Regions from separate parts of the Homo sapiens genome. Here region 2 is linked to region 1. Evidence: chromatin loops called from intact Hi-C (ENCODE). Cell type or tissue: PC-3. All regions are shown on one strand. Each heading gives the region's core, and the rest is flanking DNA. Links, peaks and the distances in the headings are about the cores only.

Region 1 (10,093 bases), core at 3,546-6,045:
GAAATTAAACACACACTTTTGATGTATTCACTCTAATTTCAGGATCGATATTCTGAAGAATAAAAATACCCTGTCCAAAACTTGGAGAGTTACTTTGATTTCTTTTTTAATTTCAATTTCATATGTCAGCTCCACCCAAGACTAAGTTCTGCTCCAGGTTCTGATAGTACTGAAATTGCTTTCTCTTTTTCCTAGAGTACGACATAATTCTTACCTAAATGTCAGATAGTCATGGTATTCTTATAAATACCCTTGTTTACAGTAAACTTAATGTATGTTTGGAAAATAATTCATTAAACACTGTAAAATGCTAGTGTTGACGACTTCCTTGTCAACACTAGAAGAGTGAAAGAGCTGATTTAGGATTTGGCCATTTGTAGTGACGACCTAGCAAAATAATTAAGAAAAAACTATTCAACGTTCCCGTTCCATTGATTTCATTTACAGAATGCCAGCTGGTTCCAGTGCTTCTCTGTTTAAATGAATACTAATTTCAAGCTTTTCGAACAGACCTTGCTTAAGGAAAGTCAGGAATACAACATCAGCAAGTTATCCAGCATCAAGTGCAGGCTGCGTGCCTGATGTTTGCAACTGACTCATGAGATTCTGGTGTCTCAAGGATATCTATTTGATATCTTATTCTCAGCTATATAATCTTCCAGATTAAATTGCACCAGAAATAATCTGTGTACACCCCACAGAGAGTAAATAATTAGACATATCTCTGCTCTTCCCTTTTTCCACTCTTGCACATGACTTTGCATGTAATTATGTAAAACCTGCAGGCCTGATATTTTCATTATAATCCTGCAATTACAATTATATAACCAGCTTGCTGTTTCCAATTAAAAATATTTTTTTAAGCGACAAAACTGCCCTACAATGAATGCAACTTATGGTGAAGTTTCCCAGCGATCACACTGGGGAATTCAGAAGCAGAGCTAAAACACTTTCTTCCAACTCTCTGCCCAGTTGATCCATTTATCCCTTTAAAATACATTATGTAGAATCAAAAAATATTTCTGGTCTGAGTATATGGAGGTTCCCTGGGATTTAGGGGATTTCGCTTGAAATAGATTTTTTTTTTCCACAAGATTTCAGCTTTTGCAGAATTAGCTCTGATATGAATAATATTTTCACATCATTTCAAACGCATTTAAATTTCTGAAGGTGTTGCTTAAGGAAGCAACCAATGCAAACTTTGTTAACAGGAAAAACCATGTTTAAAATAAAAAATTAAGCACGGCAGGTACCTAAAAGCCTAAAAACAGAAACAGCATGGAACATTTCTAAGAGTTGGAACGTGTAAAAATATGTATGTTAAAAAAAAAAAGTTCAGAAATAGATCCAAATATATGTGGGATAAAAATTGCATTATAAATCAGAGTGGAATGAAAATAGGGATAGTTCAATATTTGATACTGAGCTACCTGGGCAGCATTCTAGGGGAAAGCCTGTCTTACACCAGGCCAAATTTCAAATGAATAAAAAATGTAAAGGTCAACACCAAAAGCTACCCAAGATCTAGGAGAAAAACAGGATACTTTCTTAATGACCTTGAATATGGTAGACCTTTTCAACTATGAGTCAAATCCAAAAGCCGTAAGAGAAAATACTGGTAAATTCAGGTACATAAAAATAAAATTTATTTTACATTTTATTTTTAAAAATAAAATTTATTTTACATTTTATTTTTAAAAATAAAATTTTACATTTTATATAAGATGAGATAAAAATATTTGTAATTCATACTAATAAAGGTCTTATCTTCCTACTACAGAGGAGCTTAAGTTGAGAAGAAAAACACAAACAGCCCAAAAGAAAATCATACAAGAGGAAAACAATGGGAAAAATTAGATACCATTTTTCTTCATTTGTTCACACACACAAAAAAAGTTTGATGACACCAAGTGGAAAATATTGTTATGTATTACTGTTAAATGCATTAAGTTACTATAAACTTTATGTGTAGGGCATTTTGGCAGTATCTACAAAATTACTAATTATTCCTTTGGCTAGCAATTCTACCTCCACGGATATATTTGTGAAATGACCCTACATAAGATTATTCACTACAGAAATGTTTGTTGGAAACAACACAAATATTCGTCAACTGGAGACTAGTTAAATAAATTATGGTAGCTCCATATAGTGGAATACTATACAGCTATAAATAAGGAGAAAGGGAAAGGGTCCATGTACTGACTTAGAAAGATCTCCAAGAAATAAATAAAATTAAGTGGGTGGTGGGGAAGCAACGGCACAACAGTGTCTGCAGTATGCTACCTTTTGCGTAAAAAGAGACAAGAAAAACTACACTGATTTGTATCAACCCAATACTACCTAGGAAAAAAGATTTGTTGGTATGTGCTAAACAAACTATGTTTACATATACACATAATAACATCAGGACCAGGTGTGGTGGCTCATACCTATAATCCCAGCACTTTGAGAGGCCAACCGGGGGAGGATGGTTTGAGCCCAGGAATTTGAGACCAGCCTAGGCAACACAATAACACCCCATCCCTTAAAAAATTAAAATAAAAATTAGCTGGGCATGGTGGTGTGCACCTGTAGTTCCAACTACTCAGTAGGCTGAGGTGGAAGGATCACTTGAGCCTGGGAGGTTGAGGCTGCAGTGAGCCGTGATGGTGCTGCTGCACTCCAGCCTGGGCAATGGAGTGAGACCCTACCTCAAGAACAGAAAAAGAAAAAAGAAAAGAACGTCAGGTGTGCAGCTGTCTGTGTGTGTCTAGGGTGGTTGGGAACTAGGTAGATGGGGTCAGGGTTGTGAAACAATTTTTAAATTTTCAATAATATGCATATTACCTGTTCAAAAATTAAATCAAAACCAATATTTTTCCCTAATCTAAGCCTAGATGATATTTACTTTACTTCTGATTATGTATCTCTTTAATGACACATTCTTTAAAATTATATGTTGTGCTAGAAATGTAAGATTAATTAGGTTTGGTTGAAATTCATTATTGAAAGAGTAGGTTACAAAAATTAATCATATTCTTGACACTTCTTACTCAATTTTGGCTTTCTTTGTATAATTCTTCTTTATACTTCTACTTCAAATATAACCCTTCTATGTTGCTTAGAAATCTGTGAGAACATTCACTGATCAAGGACCCTAACCTTGTCACTGAAGAATTTTAATCAATTTGAAGTTTTTATGAGCATATAAACGTGTTAAAGTTTTTTTTGTTAAAGTTTCATTCTTTATCACGTACATGAAGTTCTACTAAAGAAGTTAATTGGCCATCTGCATTTCTTATCTATTTTTCCTCTTAAAGTGGAATATAAAATCCTACTTTTATCCTAGGATGAAAAATCATTCCTTCAAGTGGTAAGATGTCTTCAGTGCATGCAAGGATATTTTCCTGACTGTATAAGATTCTCACCAAACACCACCATATTTCTTTTAGAGATCTTTTACTTTGTATTTAACAAGAACTCTTTTTTTCTTTGACACGATTAAGGTTTTATTCCAGTTAATCGCAAACACAATTTAACCTTCAGGAGTTCCCTTTTAAAAAGTTTGCTCTTTCACTTCACTCATTATACATCCTCAGCCCACCCTGTAGATGTATTTTGGAACACTTCACATAATTATTAAGTAATTGTATCATTTGTTCTTTCATGTTTGTCTTCTGGTAGCTTCAAGGATAGGAACCAAATCTCTCCTATTCACCGTAGTTACAGTCCCCATGCCCCAAGAAGTCTAATGAATTGTCTTGTACATAGTAAATTCTCAGTATGCAGTATATTTGTTGAACAAATGAATTGCCTTTGTCTTAACATCTTAACGTCTATTAAAATTACAAGCTCCTTGAGATTAGAGACTGTTTCAAAGGAGTTGGTTTGGTATACAGCTAAAACAGTATAGAACCAAATTACATACTTAATTCATTTATCATGAATGAAGCAATCACACATCACTGGCAACAGTAATATTGACAGACCCATAATCAACATCCTTGAAGTAACAGAACATTGCTGGCTTGACTAAAAATAATACAAATTTCAAATTATATTTTGTGTCAAATAATTCTGACAATTTTTTATGCTTCACTGAGAATATTAACCTTTGCAATGAGGTGTTATCCACTTCCAAGATAGGTTCTACATGACCTATATGAAATAGAGTTTACCTCCAGTAGGCAGTCTTTTCATAAAGCCCAGCAAAATAGTGTGAGGGTTGGATACTAAAAGCATTTACAGTATGTACAAGTGGAAAAAGTGTATCATCCATTCAAAACTGTTTAATTTTCCTTGGGTTGTTATAATGACAACTTCCTTAACCTGATAACAGATTTTTAAAAATGTAATCATGTATTTATTTTATGGTTTGCACAAGATGTACCTTTAGTACATCCAGATTTTCATAACCCGTCAAACAGTTTTTCAGTATGTGTTATGGCAGGATATTCTAGAACTGCCAAGAAAAGTAAATTCACAGAGCTGCCTGCAATTCACTAACTATAACAAATTAGCATAAGCAGCTCCATTTTAGAAGGCACGGCTTTTACAAGTTACACAGAAAAATAATGTTGGGTTTGCATTTCTATCATTAAAAACTGCCCTTGCCATGAATGGTTACACTGTGAATATTAAACACAGCCCAGATAATTCAGTGTAGCTCGTCTGTTTGAGGTGGAGCTCCTTAATGAAACATTTGGTTATGATCTGAAGACTAACTAGGAAAACTAGCTAACAAGCACCTATTTTTACGGAATTTTTTCTACTTTAAAAAAAAAAAACGCATATCAAATAAAACCTCTCAACACTTGTCAGCTCTCCTGTGAACATACCATATAAATGGACTGGCACCGGCTGCCAGAGAAAACGAAAGGCCAAATTACTCTCTCCCACCCATGCTGTGAAGTTCAGAGAGAAATCTGTCCTAGACCCAAACCACACAGATAGCATACAATGCACCATTTAGCAAGAATGAAAGAATGGATAAAATTCTTCAGATTTCTCTGCACAATAGCAAAGATCTTATTTTGTTAGTCACCATCACAATTTAAAAGGCCTCTGGTGGTTGCTCACAGAACAAAACAAAGGTATTTTCAAATATCTAATTTGCTTAAGCTCTGTTCATTCTGGCCAAAACTCCAAAAGGCATAAAAACTGTGGCTGCAGGCTTACCTTATTCCAAACATATCCGCAGTGCCGTCAGTTGCCAGTGTCATACTAAAGAGGTCTCATCAGTACCTAGAATAAATCAATCAAGGAAGTGAATTTAGAGTCTGGGTTTTGATTCTGGGAAACATGAAACTGTTTATAACCATCCTGGGAATACTATTTTCGAGCAACCTGGGCAATATAGTGAGACCCTGCCTCAGAAAAAAAAAAACATATCTTTTTACAGAACGGAATACACTATTGGCCAGCTTCGGAATTTTGTGAATGCAGCTGCTTGGAGGGCAGGACCTTCGTTCACCCCTTCCACTCCAACCCGTGGAGAAGGTTGAAGGGACTGTCAGTGCCAGCCTGCTTTATGGTGGGCGAGAGAGTGTGGGGATGGGGGCAGAGATGCAAACTAAATAAGGTTTAAAGAGAAATTAGAAGATGCCTGTCCTGCCATGGACCGTCACAAACAGGCTCTTATTTTTCTGTTGGACTCTAAACTTTAATTTACCCACGTATTCTCTCTTCCTCAAACTCAGAATGTTAGACTTACCCTTCACCCTCCCTCGTGCCTCCTCCCCAAGCACTTTCCCACAGGTATTCCCTATTGAAACACAGGTGGTTGCCCATGCTGGAAATTTGGAAATGTCCCAGTTACAGCCCTTTTCAATCAATCACCAAGTCCAGGTGAATCTACCTCTTTAATAACGTCAGTGTTTCCAGTTTTGTGCATCCCTACAATGGCCACCTAATGCAGCCCATTCTGGTCTCTTTCTTGGATTTTGATAACAACTTCCTAAATTATCTTCCCACCTCCAAGTTGTTACCACTCCTTTCTGGTCTTTTTTATTTTTTTTTTTTTGAGACACGGTCCCACTCTGTCGCCTAGCCTGGAGTGCAGTGCAGCAAACACTGGTCACTTCAGCCTCAGCCTCCAGGGCTCCAGCGATCCTCCCGCCTCCTGAGTAGCTGGAACTACATGCGTGCGCCACAATGCCTGGCTAATTTTTGTATTTTTAGTAGAGACGAGGTCTTGCCATGTTGCCCAGGCTGGTTTTGAACTCCTGAGCTCAAGTGATCCTCCCACCTTGGCCTTCCAGAGTTCTGGAACTACAGGCATGAGCCACCATGCCCAGCCCCCTTCTAGTCCATTTTTTTTACACCCACATCGATTCTTCCCCCGTGCTGATCGTATCATTCCCAAACTTAATATCTGACATTCAGAGTCATCGTGTTTTTTCCCCATCTTATTTTGACCTCAGTTTACCTCTCTCGTTTTATCTTGAGCCTCTTCTGCGCACAAACACCAAAACGCTCTACTTTTTGGTTGCCTGAGAGCAGCGTACCAGATCAAAACCTGGGAACTTCGTATTTGTCCTTTTCTCTCTGCCAGGAATATCGTCCTCTCCATTTGCCCAATGAGCCCCACCTCCTCATCATTTTTACCTCTGTGGAAATCCCTTCCTTCCAGAAGCCTCCACTCACTTCTGATGCCAAGGAGCTTCTGCGGCGCCCTGCACGCACCTTTACAGATGCAGGTGGCTGTTTCCTGTGTTAGACTGCAAGCTCCCGTGAGCTGGGTCCATTGCTCATCGTTGACTTGGCCTGGCAAATAATGACTTGGCCTGGTAAATAATCATTATTTGGTAAATAATGATTACACGAACAAATGTAACTAAGACATCCAGATACAATCTAATGCATTTCATGCAACTCGTGTAACCAAGTGAGGTTTTCCAGCTGTTTCAGCTTCTATTATAACTTACATTACAGAACTGGGGTGTCCCAAGCACCAGATTATAAGAATCACCTGAGTCACTTGACAAACTAACAGCATCCTGTCTCTTAAAGAGACACACGGGAAACTGGTAAAAGTGAATCTGAAGGAAAAAACTGGTGATCAGAACCAGGAATACACTTGTTTTTCACTGCATACCCTTTAGATTTGCCTTGAGTTAAAAAAAAAAAAAAAAGAAAAATACACACACAAACACACTCTCTCTCTCATTTAAAATAAATATATTTACTTTATATATCTTATATATTCATATATTGCTGGAAGAATACACAAGAAACCAACAACATTGAGCACCTCCAGGTAGGTGAATTGGGATACTGAGAGAACAAAGTTGGGATAGAGACTTTATAATGACACTCTTTTATACCTTTTGGAATTTCCCATCATTTTAAATGTATGACCTGGTCAAAAAATTTAAAAATTAAACAAAATCACAGGCTGGGCACAGTGGTTCATGCCTGTAATCCCAGTGCTTTGGGAGGCCAAAGTGGGAGGATCACTTGAGCCCAAGAATTCAAGACCAGCTTGAGCAACATAGCAAGATTCCATCTCAACAACAACAAAATTTTAAAAATTAGCCAGGTGTGGTGACACATGCCTGTAATCCCAGTTATTTAGGAAGACAGGATGGGAGGATCGCCTGGGCCCAGGAATTCAAGGCTGCAGTGAGGTATGATGGTGCCACTGTACTCCAGCCTGGCAAGACTCTGTCTCTTAAGTAAATAAATAAATAAATACACAGATTTTCAGACCCATCCCTGGATGTTCTGATTCATGAAGCTGGAAGTGGGGCCTAAAAAAATCTGTATTTTTAATAAATTCCCTGGGTAATACCTATGATCAGGTAAGTTTGAGGAACACTGTTAAGGTTGGACTTGATCTTAGAGATCATCTAATCCAGTAGTTCCCAAACCTGGGCATCATCCTTGACTTAATCAGAATGTCCAGGGAAGGGTCCAGGGAAACCAGTGCTTTAAAAAGTGCTCCCAGATGATTCCAATGCAGGCACTGGCTTGCAGCTTGCATTGGGACCCATGACAAGAGTGCCATCCATCACCCAACCAATACACGAATTGCTTCTCAGTATCGTATGCACAGAAATGTCTCCATCATTATTGCAGCTGGCCTTCAAAAGAGCCCTTGGCGACTCTCCCTTCCTGGTATTCATGCCTTTATGTAGTTTCCTCCCACACTGAGTAGGGCTCACCTGTAGAACCCATAGGATATTGTGGGAATGATGGAGCGTGGCTTCCAACACTAGGCTGTCAAAGATATTGTGGCTTCTGCCTTGTTCTCTCTTGGCTTGTCTGCTCTGGGGAAGCCAGCTGCCATGTTACGAGGATGCTCGGGGGCCACATGGTGAGCAACTGAGTCCTCCTGCCAATCACCAGCACTGACTTGCCAGTTACGTGAGTAAACCCTGTTGAAAGTGGCTCCTCCAGTCCCAGGCAAGCCTTCAGTTGACTGCAGCCAGGGCTGACATCTGGACTGCAATCTCATAAGAGATCCTGAGACAGAACCACCAAGCTGCATCACTCCTCCATTTCTGGCCCATTGAAACTGAGTGAAGTAGTAAATGCTTAATATTGTTTTAAACTGATAACAGGGTTTTTTGGGGGGAGGTGGGGTGCAGGAGATTGTCACACAGCCGTAGATAACTCATACAATCATATTTTCCCACAAGTGCATTTCTTACCAGTGGCCCCATTTCCGTTTCATCTCCCGTCTGGAAAAATATTCTCTTCCCCAAGCCTGCAAGTAAGGTATTATAACATATTTGCTTTCACAGGTTGAGTGTTAGTTTAGAGTGCCATCATGGGGCTTTCTAACTTGGGCAGCACAACTTCTCAAATACTGTCAGTTAGCAGTGGGGAAACTCGTCAGTCTTACTTCCTGTGGTTCTCTGTGGCTTGGCTTGAGTGGATGGGGAAAAACCAAATGATCTTTTTTTGTGGTGATGAAGTGCTGAGCCCTTGTCCACTGTAGGCCCAGTTCTGGCATTCTCCATGCCCACTGAGGCCTCTCTCTGACCTTTCCCTACACATAGAAGGCAGGACAACTGTAAATGCTCTTTAGCTTGTGATGTGATGTCTGTGCATTACATCTGCCAGATTCTGGATCTTGACCTGAAAATATTGGTTTCTGTTTTGACAGAGGAGATGGGCACCTGATTTTCATCTGGAAAATGATATGTGTGCAACATTGCCAGTATCAGAAAGAGTATTTCATATGCAATTACCCTCCAAGCCCTAGGAGGACTTTAAGTCCTTGGAAGGAAGCCAACCTACTCACTGTCCTTGATGTCATCTACAAAGTCAGAATGGTAGAAATCACATTAGACTTCACTAACGAATCATCAGCCAAAGTCTTAAAACAAATATGTGCATTTGCTTCATGCCAGCTCTTCCTTTTTTCTGCCAGTTTCTGACAATTATGGTCACTTAGCTTTGATCTCACCGGACACCTGATTATTTAAAAAGCCAAAATCCTAAACCCACTGGTGTTATTCTGCTTGCAGATAAAAGCAAAGGTCCATTTGTGAAACATCAAAAGGAATTAGGAAAATGTGGGATGTGTGTTGCTTGGTGTTGCCTAGCAATATGGTTAGGGCACAGGAATCACAGAGAGGATGAAATTCACAGCCACAAGGAAATCATATTATTCATAATAAACACACACACGCACACACACATCCTGACATCTCTGCAAGAATGTTATAAACTGAGTACAGAATTATAGTCACAAGTAGAATAATCTTCGGAGCACTGAAGAATAAACATTCTAGTTGATTGGTTGCTTATACTTCAATGTCTATATGAGTACATCACTCACTTAAATGCAAAAGCATTAAATGCCTGTGAATGGAGTTTACAATATGTCTCATAGACATGAGCTCTGTCAGTATAAGTAAAACATACATTTTAAACCAAATATATTAATATGTAAAACGATAGGACAGAGTATTTAATATATAAAAACAACTTTAAGCTCTTTCCTCACCCTTATTTCAAAATATCTACGTTTACCATGAATGTTCATAAGGGCGGTGGTAAAAAGCATGACCATCAAAGTCAGGTGCTTGTTTTCAAATCCGGACTCTGCCTTTTGCCATGTGACCATGAATGGGTTATTTAATTTCCCTAAACCTGCGTT
Region 2 (10,093 bases), core at 5,100-7,599, 66 kb after region 1:
CTCAAAAGGACAGGAGTGCCAGCCTGAAGGTATTTTGGCCACATTTCAGATAATATGAAACATCAAAATGAATAAAGACAGTAATAGATTTTTATGCATCATTATTACTAATTGTTACTAAAAATGTAAAAATTAATGTTAGGTGGAGGGAAATTTTTTAACAGAATAATACTAAGTAATAAATGTAGAAGAAAGGATAGAAACATCACCATTTCACAACTGCCATACTAATAATTGATTCAGACAAAAATCACCATTGGGTGGAAGGTTGTTGGAAAACAGGATATTCACATGATCTCGTGAATTACTTATTATACAGGGAAATTGGAGTGTTATAATGGTGGATTTGGCAGGCATGATTATAACCAAGTGATCAAAGTTAACATCACCAAGTAAGTTATATCATGTGCCCCTGAGGGGATGCACTAAGTATATAGTATTCCAGACAAAATTGTTGATTCCAACCATAAGGAAAAAACCATAGATTTCCAAATTAAGGGACGTTTGGCAAAACAACTGGAACTTGAGCTCCAAATATATCAATGGTGTGAGAGACAAAGAGAGGAGACTAAAGCAATACGACAACGATATGCAATGAAGCATCCTTGATTGGATACCAGAGCAGGAGGGAAACAAACCATAACACTTTAAAGACATCACTGAGGCTAGGCGCAGTGGCCCATGCCTGTAATCCTAGCACGTTGGGAGGCTGAGGCGGGTGGATCGCTTGAGGTCAGGAATTTGAGACCAGTCCCTGGGCAACATTGCGAAACCTTGTCTCTACAAAAAAATACCAAAAATTAGCTGGGCGTGGTGACACCCGCCTGTGGTCCTAGTTACTAGGAAGGCTGAGGCAGGAGCATTGCTTGAGCCTGGGAGGTCAAGGCTGCAGTGAGCCAAGATCATGTCACTGCACTCCAGCCTGGGTGACAGAGTGAGACCCTGTCAAAAAAAAAAAAAAAAGCGCATTATTGAGACATTTGGGAAAAATCTGAATATAGATTATGTTCCATAATGTTCCTATATGTTAGATAATAACATTGCATTAATGTTAAACATCTTGAGTTCAATAATTACATTGTAGTCATGTAGGAGAATGTCTTTGTTCTTAGAAAATATATGCTGGAGTATTGAAGGGTGAAGTGTCGTTTTACCCACAACTCTTTTTTTTTTTTTTTTTTTTTGAGACAGAGTCTCGCTCTGTCCCCCAGGCTGGAGTGCAGTGGTGCAATCTCGGCTCACTGCAAGCTCTGCCTCCTGGGTTCACGCCATTCTCCTGCCTCAGCCTCCTGAGTAGCTGGGACTACAGGTGCCTACCACCGCGTCCGGCTAATTTTTTGTATTTTTAGTAGAGACGGGGTTTCACCGTGGTCTCGATCTCCTGACCTCATGATCCACCCGCCTCGGCCTCCCCAAGAGCTGTGATTACAGGCCTGAGCCACCGCGCCCAGCCTACCCACAACTAACACTTAATTGGTTTAGAAAAAAAAGTAAATATACACGTGTTTTTGTTTGTGTCCCTTTCTCTTTATATATGTGTGTGAAGAGAGAAAGAAATAAAGTGAATGTAGTAAAATGTTAACAATTGTTGAAACTTAAGGATAATGTTGGTAGTGTTGGTACTATGTTTTCAACTTTTCTGTAGGTTTGAAATTTTTCATAATAAAAATTTGGGATTTTTTTCTTTTTTTTTTTTTTAGATAGGGTCTTGCTCTGTTTCCCAGACTGGAGTGCAGTGGTGCCCAGCCAGTCGTCCCACCTCAGCCTCCTGAGTAGCTTGGGACCACAAGTGTGCATCACCATTCTTGGCTAATTAAAAAAAAAAAAAAAGTTATAGAGACAGGATCTCCCTATGTTGCGTAGGCTGGTCTTGAACCCCTGGACTCAAGCGAACCTCCAGCCTTGGCCTCCTAAAGTTCTGGGATTACAGACATGAGCCACTGCGTCCGGCCAGAACATTATTTTTAATTAGAAATAAGAGACTTCCAAAAAATGTTAGGTCTGAATATGTCTGCTTTGAGCTTTTACCTTCAGGAAATAAAAACTCACTATCTTTGAAGTTACTTCAAGAAGGCTCCTTCAATGGGGATCCTTAAGAAGCTTTGCCTGGGGGATAGGACATCTCCCTTTGGGGCTAGCTGGTGTCTTCAGTTGTTTGGGCAAGTCAAGGTCATAGTCTGGAGTAGATACATTCCTCTGGCAGTAGCAACCACACCTTCAGGGAACTGCCTCTCCTCAGTCATGTGCTTCTCTTGTGGTTGCCAATCATGCGACCCTGTCCCCGGGCCAAAGGATGGGCAAGTAATCCAGGCCTGGCCAACAATGTACCCCAGCACCCTAGTCACAGTGATTAGCTCAGGGAAGGGTGTGGGACCTTAGCTGGGCCAATCAGGCTCCTATCCTGATATCTTATTTATGGGTGCCAGGAGACTTTTATTTATTTATTTATTTATTTATTTATTTATTTATTTATTTATTTCTGAATGCTGCTACTTTCCCCTGGGATCCTTTGGCTAGCGTGATATCAATCTGGAGCTCCTCCGAGAATCCAGATTATTATGATTAACAGCTGTGCCCTTCCACAGGGTGATGTGGAGGCAGAATGAGAAGCAGTTGGCTTTGCTTCAGGGTCCCTGAAGGTGATCTTCCGGCTCCTGGGGCCTCTGTTTCTGAACTACAGGCAACATCTTATGCCACAGACCGAATTCTATTCTGTAGACCACATGGCACATATGCAAGTGTATGCGCCCCTCCACCAAATGTCTCCTTGTTTGCTCAAAGTCCTACCCTCTCATTGGTCATTCTTTCCATAGACATGGTAGGCCAACTGTGAGCAAAACCTTGAGCAAAGTGCTGTGGCCCGGTGCTTCCCAAACATCACATTGGCCACCTAAAATCCCCCAGAAGCCTTCCAAACACAGCTCTCTGGGTCCCATTCCCAGAAGTTTTGACAAGAGAATCTGTATGTTTAACAAGCCACCCAGGTAATTTGAAGGCCTGTTTGGGTTTGGAAAACACTGCAGGGGCAGAGAGGAATATCAAGGTAAATGTGGCTCAAAGTCATCTCTCAGGGAGCATTTAGATGAGGGAAAAGGATAAGGCAACTGAGCTAATTACACTATGAAGCAGGAATCAGTGCTGGGTACCAAGAGAACCCTTCCCAGCCTCGTGGAGGCGGGAAAGCTGACCAGTCCTAAGGTCATGCTGAGTCTTGCTGACGGGCACTCATGGGTTCTCCCTCCTCATTATCAAGCCTGCTTGGATCTCAAAACAGTGCCTTCCAAGGAAGGAGTCAACCTATATTTCAGCAAGTTCACACTGGAGAGTTGGGGAAATCAGACCATTTGGGGAATTCCTACTGATGCCTTTTTCTTTTGAGATAGGATCTCACTCTGTCACCCAGGCTGGAGTACAGTGGTGCCACCATGGCTCACTGCAGCTTCCGCATCCTGGGCTCAAGCAATTCTCCCACCTCAACCTCCTGAATAGTTGGGACCACAGAGGTGCACGACCATGCCCACTACTTTTTTGTTTTTTGTTTTGGTAGAGATGCGGTCTCCCTATGTTGCCCAGGCTTGTCTCAAACTCCTGGGCTCAAGTGATTCTCCTGCCTTGGCCTCCCAAAGTGCTGGGTTACAGGCATGAGCCACTTAGCCTGGCCTCCTGCTGATGCCTTTTAATGGAAAGAAAGGGAAGGTTGGAGGAGTGTGTGTGTGTGTGTGTGTGTGCACTGTGGTGTGCTGTGATGTGCTGTTTGTGTGTGTGTGTGTGTGTGTGTGTGTGTGTGTATGTATGTGGTGTGTAGTCTTAACTAGGGCTCTTGGCCAGCATGTGTTCACTACATTCTTGTCAAGCGAGAGAGTGTTTCATGGAGCCAAATAAAACTCCAAGTGACCTTTTCATCATATCAGAGTGTGTCATTGTGGATGAAAAGCACGGTGCATTGTAGTCATAATCACTGTTTTTTATTGGCCACCCATTAACATGCTGAGGAACATAATAGCCGCTTTACATACATTCTCATTTAATCCTCGCAGAACCCCATGAAATTAGGACTATTTTTTTGTTGTTGTTTAACAGATGGAGAAACTGAAACTTAGAGGGGTCAGTACAACCTTCTGTTTATGTTTTTTTAAAGTGTTTTTGTGAATGATCTTTAATAGATATTATAACCAAATGTACGTCAGTTAAGTTGCAAGCTTTCTTCTTCAAATATTTATTTGATGAATATTTATTGAGCCTCTATTATGTGCATAGTCCCTACTAGGTGTGATAGGAAAGACTGAAAAATATCACAAATAGCTCTTTTCCCTAAGGAGCAGTTAATTTGGTCTGGAGGTACAACAATCAAAGGATAGGCCAGGGGCAGAGGCTCATGCCTACAATTCCAGTTCTCTGGGAGGCCAAGGTGGGCAGATTGCTTGAGCTCAGGAGTTTGAGACCAGTTGCGCAACATAGTGAGACCCTGTTTCTTCAAAAAAATAAAAAAACACTGGGTGTGGTGGCACATGCCTGTAGTCCCAGCTACTCAGGAGGCTGAGGTGGGGAGAATTGCTTGAGCCCAGGGGGCAGAGGTTATAGTGAGCCAAGATCGCAACACCACACTCCAGCCTGGGCTACAGAGCCAGACTGACTCAAAAATAAAACAAAACAAAAAACATCGAAGGATTTTTTTTTTTGAGCTGCTTTCCCTGTTTGTGTTGTGCTTTTACAGCAATTATCAAATTGCATTTGGACTTAAGTTGTGCAAGTCTCTGCTCCTCCTTAGCCCCTTAGGGGTAAGGAACTCCATTTCACTCACCTTTGTATTCTCAGCACATAGTAAGTGCTTAATCAACGTTGATGAATCAATGAACTGATAAACTGGAATTTGGAGAGTGTGAATAAACATTCTAATCCTTTCTCAGATGCTGAAGAGCTTAATGAAACTTGCAAAGAAATCTAAATCCAGAATAGAAAATAGCTATTATTGAGCAAGGAAAACTTTTCAAACTAATGAGTACATTCCATACACAACCATTCAAAGTATTTCTTAACCAGCGTCCCTGGATGTCCCATGAGATGTTAATAAGTATTTCTTTAAAAAGAAGAAAAACTTCCACAGTCCAGTACATTTGGGAAATGCAGGGTTAGATAGGATTTCCTTACTGCAGGAGATCTCAGAGCCTTTAATAGACAGGCGTGCACTGTGTATAAACCAGAAGCTGTAAGTAGTTTGAAGAATATACTGTACATGGTAAGCAATATTTTCCAAATGTGTCTGACAGTGGACACTTCAGGGTAGCAGTGGAGGGAGTAAAGAAAAGAATTAATTGCAGGGTCAAGACTAGAATAAGGTAAAGGAGACAGCTAGGGCGCAAGATCTAAGAAAGTACCTACTTGCACGAAAACACTAGCACAACCCTGAGACTGAGGGTCTCCTTACATGCTGCACCCTGGTCACCTTGCTTCATCCCAGGCCCAGACCAGGGGTAATCATTTTGTTTCTGTTTGTTGTTGTTGTTTGTTTTTAAATCAGTACTCTACAAACAAGGAAGGGGTAATCATTTTGAAGATGACGACAAACATTTCTGAATCTTCTTTTCCCCTATTTTGTCATGATTCTGGCTCAATTTTAGAGTTGTGAGTTGTGGAGGCCTTTCCTGGCCCTGGCCCCAAGGCAGAGCCTTCTATGGAGTTCTGGCCAAGGACACGGGAACCCAGTTGGTGCATGGAGCAGGATCAGGCAGCCCCTTCAGACTGGTTCAGGAAAAGGAAATCCAAATGGAATGAGTCTGTTCTACACACCAGAAGAAGTTGCCAGTTGCTCAATTTCCTTTCTTTCTTCTCCTTTTTTTTTTGAGTTGGAGTCTTGCTCTGTCACCTAGGCTGGAGTGCAGTGGTGCAATCTCGGCTCGCTGCAGCAGCCTCCACCTCCTGGGTTGAAGCAACTCTCATGCTTCAGCCTCCCCAGTAGCTGGGATTATAGGCAGGTGCCACCATGTTTGGCTAATTTTTGTATTTTTAGTAGAGACGGAGTTTCACCATGTTGGTCAGGCTGGTCTTGAACTCCTGGCCTCAAGTGATCTGCCTACTTTAGCCTCCCAAAGTGCTGGGATTACAGGTGTGAGCCACTGAGCCTGGCCCCCTTCATTCTTGAAAACAACAGAGATTAAGAGAACGTCAATAAAGAATTCCCTAATGACTAGGATAATGACTGGCACTCAGTAAGTTGAATGAATGAGTGAATGAATAATGAAAAAATAAATAGAAGAGGAGCCATGAAAAGCATCACAGAATAAACAAATATGAATCAGAGAGGTCCCTGACATCTCTCTCTTTTTTAATTGTGTTCCTTTGCACTATGACGATAACTGCCCTCTCCGTGCAGTCTCTCCTCTGAACCGGATGTTCTGCTTAGATCTTTGGGTTTTTCCATTTGTACAGTCTCCTTATTAATGTCCCTCCCAACGTAAAGTCCTGTTTGATCTTAGAGCTAATGAGTAAAGCTGGGTGGGGCAAAAAGCCCGAGAAAAAACTGTTCAAGAAAGCGTGTACACTCTGCAAACTCTCTTTCTTTCCGTCATCCATTTTATTTCTTCCGGTTTCTTTTCTTTTCTTTTTTTTTTTTTTTTTTGAGATGGAGTCTCACTCTGTTCCCCAGGCTGGAGTACAGTGGCACAATCTCGGCTTACTGCAACCTCCACCTCCTGGGCTCAAGCAATTCTCCTGCCTCAGCCTCCCGAGTAGCTGGGATTACAGGTGTTTGCCACCCGCCTGGCTAATTTTTGTATTTTTAGTGGAGACGGGATTTCACCATGTTTGCCAGGCTGGTCTCGAACCCCTGACCTCAGGTGATCTGCCTGCTTCAGCCCCCCAAAGTGCTATCCCATTTCTTTAAATCCGTGAAAACAATCATCTTGAAGGGTTGCAAGCTTGTCCAGCCTGCCTTATTTTGTTGTTGTTGTTCTGTTTTGTTTGTTTTAGGTTTTGGCATTCTGAAGCCGTGGTTTTTAGTTTCTGTCTCTAGTGATAAGTGGAAAAGAGGGATGAGGAAGGGGCTTTACTGGCCCAACCAGAAAGAGAAACTAAGAACCCATGACTGTATTCTCTTCCTTGGACACCCCTATACTAGTGACAGATACTCAGCGGCACTTAATATACTCATGAGTTCAGTGTCTTTTTAGCTCTTAGGCACTCCGCTCCTTTTTTTTTCTTTTGAGATGGAGTCATGCTCTGTCGCCCAGGCTGGAGAGCAGTGGCGCAATCTCGGCTCACTGCAAGCTCTGCCTCCCGGATTCAAGCGATTCTCCTGCCTCAACCTCCCCAGTAGCTGGGATTACAGGCGCCCGCCACCACACCCGGCTAATTTTTGTGTTTTTAGTAGAGATGGGGTTTCACCATGTTGGCCAGGATGGTCTCAAACTCGTGACCTCAGGTGATCCGCCCAACTCAGCCTCCCAAAGTACTGGGATTATAGGCGTGAGCCACAGTGCCCGGCCACCCCACTTCCTCTTAAGTGAAAATACTTCAGGGTAAATTCAATCTAAATAAATGTAGTGAAATATATGGTTTTTAAATACTACGTTGGCATGATAACCATGCCCATTCAGAAAGCATGCTGAAATATTAGATAATGAGCAAAGCTTCACTTGTTTGGTCATTAATCTAATTAAACTATTATAAGCAACTGATATTAAAATACCATTTTTGTATATCATAGTCCAGTTAAATAATTAAAAAGCCAAAAGGGCATATTTCCAGAATTAAAATGGCTACCGTGTTTACCAAATATCTTTAAACTTCCAGGCCAATGATTTGGTTTCCTGAGAATTGCCATCAGAAATTTAACACTCCAGATCCAGAAATCTGAAAAAACATCTTTCTGTGTTTCTCAGGACCTCATCTGACATGCTGGTGTAAATGGAGACTATGCCTGCACTATCCCATTAAATTATCAATTTATCTTGCCTCTTAAACATTTTCAATATTCCATCTCTTTTGGTATTTGCATTTCATTAGACCAGACCATTTTAAGTAACAATACCTATTTTCCCTTGATGACAAAACATTTCGACCAGCGCATAAGATGTTTGTAATACATTTAATAATTTCTATAATCAAGTGGTTGAATCTATAAGGATCCATGCATCCTCATAGACGAATGCAGGTTGGAGGGTAAACCTTACCCTCCAAACTGCAGACACTAGAGATCAAAGGCTGCCAAGTTTCCACGCCGTTTCTGTGTTTATGTTTGCATGCTTTTTTGGAACCATTTCACTGTGACACACGAAAGCAGAGGAGACGACTTAAAGATCCTTTCTGGGTGAGGAGAACCTTGGATTCTACTCCTAAACACTCAGTGATATTGGGAGAAACTATTAATCTTACCAAAAGCTTCACGAAGCAGATATTTTATACCTTTCCAAGATGTTGTTGGCATAACATCAGGTCTGTATACAGAGGCCTCCTCGAGTTCTGCCAGGACAAAAGCTCTTTTGTACTGGATAAGGATGGGGAAAATGCCTGTTGGGTTTGGGTTGGCTTAAACAGCATGGGTTTTCACCACCAAGTGGGCTAATTTACTGCCTTAGTTCTAGTGAGTCACACTGCATCCTCTCTCTTGAGGGTCAAGTCTCCAGTCCAAAAGGGTGTTTTGAATTGGCCACACCATTGTGTATGGCTGGTCATCCCCAGCTGATTTCACTGTGGTGTCAGATGGTCTAAGAATTCATCATTAATACAATAATGAAAACCTGCTCCAGGTAATGAATCAACTTGGCTTAACTTCTCCCATGCTGGGGATGGTATCTGCCCCCTCTTGAGTCTTCCTGAATGACCATACGTGGTTAGGTGTCTTGGTTTCAAAGGATATTCCTATAGGTACAGTGAGTTGAGGAAGTGAGATGATCAACACACATTGTAGAGTATTGAAGGCAATTGAGTTTAACTTATAACAAGTGCCAATGTACCAAAAACACCCAGGTATTACTAACTATTAACAAAACTGCAGATAATCCAGCCCTTAGCTACCAGTACAATCTTGTCTGTGTCCCTTGCCGTACAATCAAGACCCTCAAATCACACTGGCCTTGTATCTGGTCTGAGAACATGCCAAGCCCCCTCCCACCTCAGCACCTTTGTCCTTGCTGTCCTTCCTCCCAGAATGCCCCTGTCCTGGCTTTTCTGGCTCGCTCCTTATCATTCCTTGGGTCTCAGCCTAAATGTTCCATCATCAGAAGGGCCTTGTGGCCTCCTCACCTCCTGCCCCATTATTTTCTATCTCACTACCTCGTTTATTTCCCTCATGACAGCCATCATGTTCAGAAATTAATTGATTTTATTTATTTGTTTATTCATGTGTTGTCTGTTTCTCCCCTCTAGAAGCATAGAGATTGGATTTATTTCTCCGGTTCACAATGCCAAGTGCAGGAAGGCATTTGCTATGGATTAAATTGTGTCCTCCCACAAATTCTAATGTTGAAGGCCCAACACCTGATGTGATGGTGTTTGGAGATGGGACGTTTGGGAGGTGATTAGGTTTAGGGGAAGTCGGGAGGGAGGGACCCTCATGATGGCATTAGTGTCTTTATAAGAAGAGACACCAGAGTGCTCTTCTGCTTGTGAGGACACAAGGAGAAGGCAGCTGACTGCAAGCCAGGAAGACAACCCACACCAGAACCCGACCATGCTGGTGCCCTGATCTCGACTTCCAGCCTCCAGTGAGAAAATAAATTCCTTTTGTTTAAGCCATGCTGTCTATGGCATTTTGCTATGGCACCTGGAGCTAACCAATACGGCACTTCAGTCTTTGTTGAATGAATGACTGAATGAATATACAATCTCCTGTAGTAATCAAGAGTTACATTTTGTAATCTGAGTGGTTCTGGATAATTTTTTTAAGTATCCATTCACCAGGAGTTCACACTATATTTGCGAAGCCATTGTGACATGGAGCTTTATTAAATGACATGGAGCTTTATTAAATACAACTTGTCTATTTTTCTTTGGTACTCTTATCACAAATCCTTATTATTCTAAACTGTACTGAAAGATACCTCCAGGCAAAGTTCATGTGCACAGCTGGCCATGAGTTCATAAGTCTTAACCAACC

The links. Hi-C counts contacts between places; a loop is a spot of excess contacts. Peaks named below come from ENCODE experiments on the same cell type or tissue, not always from the same donor. Only the 100,000 strongest peaks of a DNase experiment are listed, where the experiment ranks them.
Region 2: it touches region 1 in a loop (3.0-fold over the local background); 9 of 110 quality-filtered maps call a loop at or near these places.

What each region holds. Positions count from the first base shown.
Region 1 is chr3:4,880,563-4,890,655 of GRCh38, forward strand. LOC124906209 (a long non-coding RNA gene) reads right to left here and starts at 7,057. Exons shown (of 5, transcript XR_007095795.1): 1 at 6,589-7,057; 2 at 5,161-5,226. In PC-3, for the core only: a CTCF peak has its summit at 5,078; no DNase peak of the experiment used is centred there; H3K27ac peaks cover 1,049 bases.
Region 2 is chr3:4,944,758-4,954,850 of GRCh38, forward strand. All of the region lies in intron 1 of BHLHE40-AS1 (BHLHE40 antisense RNA 1), which reads right to left. Among named protein-coding and RNA genes, the nearest start is that of BHLHE40, 30 kb to the right of the region's middle. RefSeq lists a silencer at 1,261-1,425. In PC-3, for the core only: no CTCF peak of the experiment used is centred there; a DNase peak (open chromatin) is centred at 6,404; H3K4me3 peaks cover 923 bases; H3K27ac peaks cover 1,940 bases.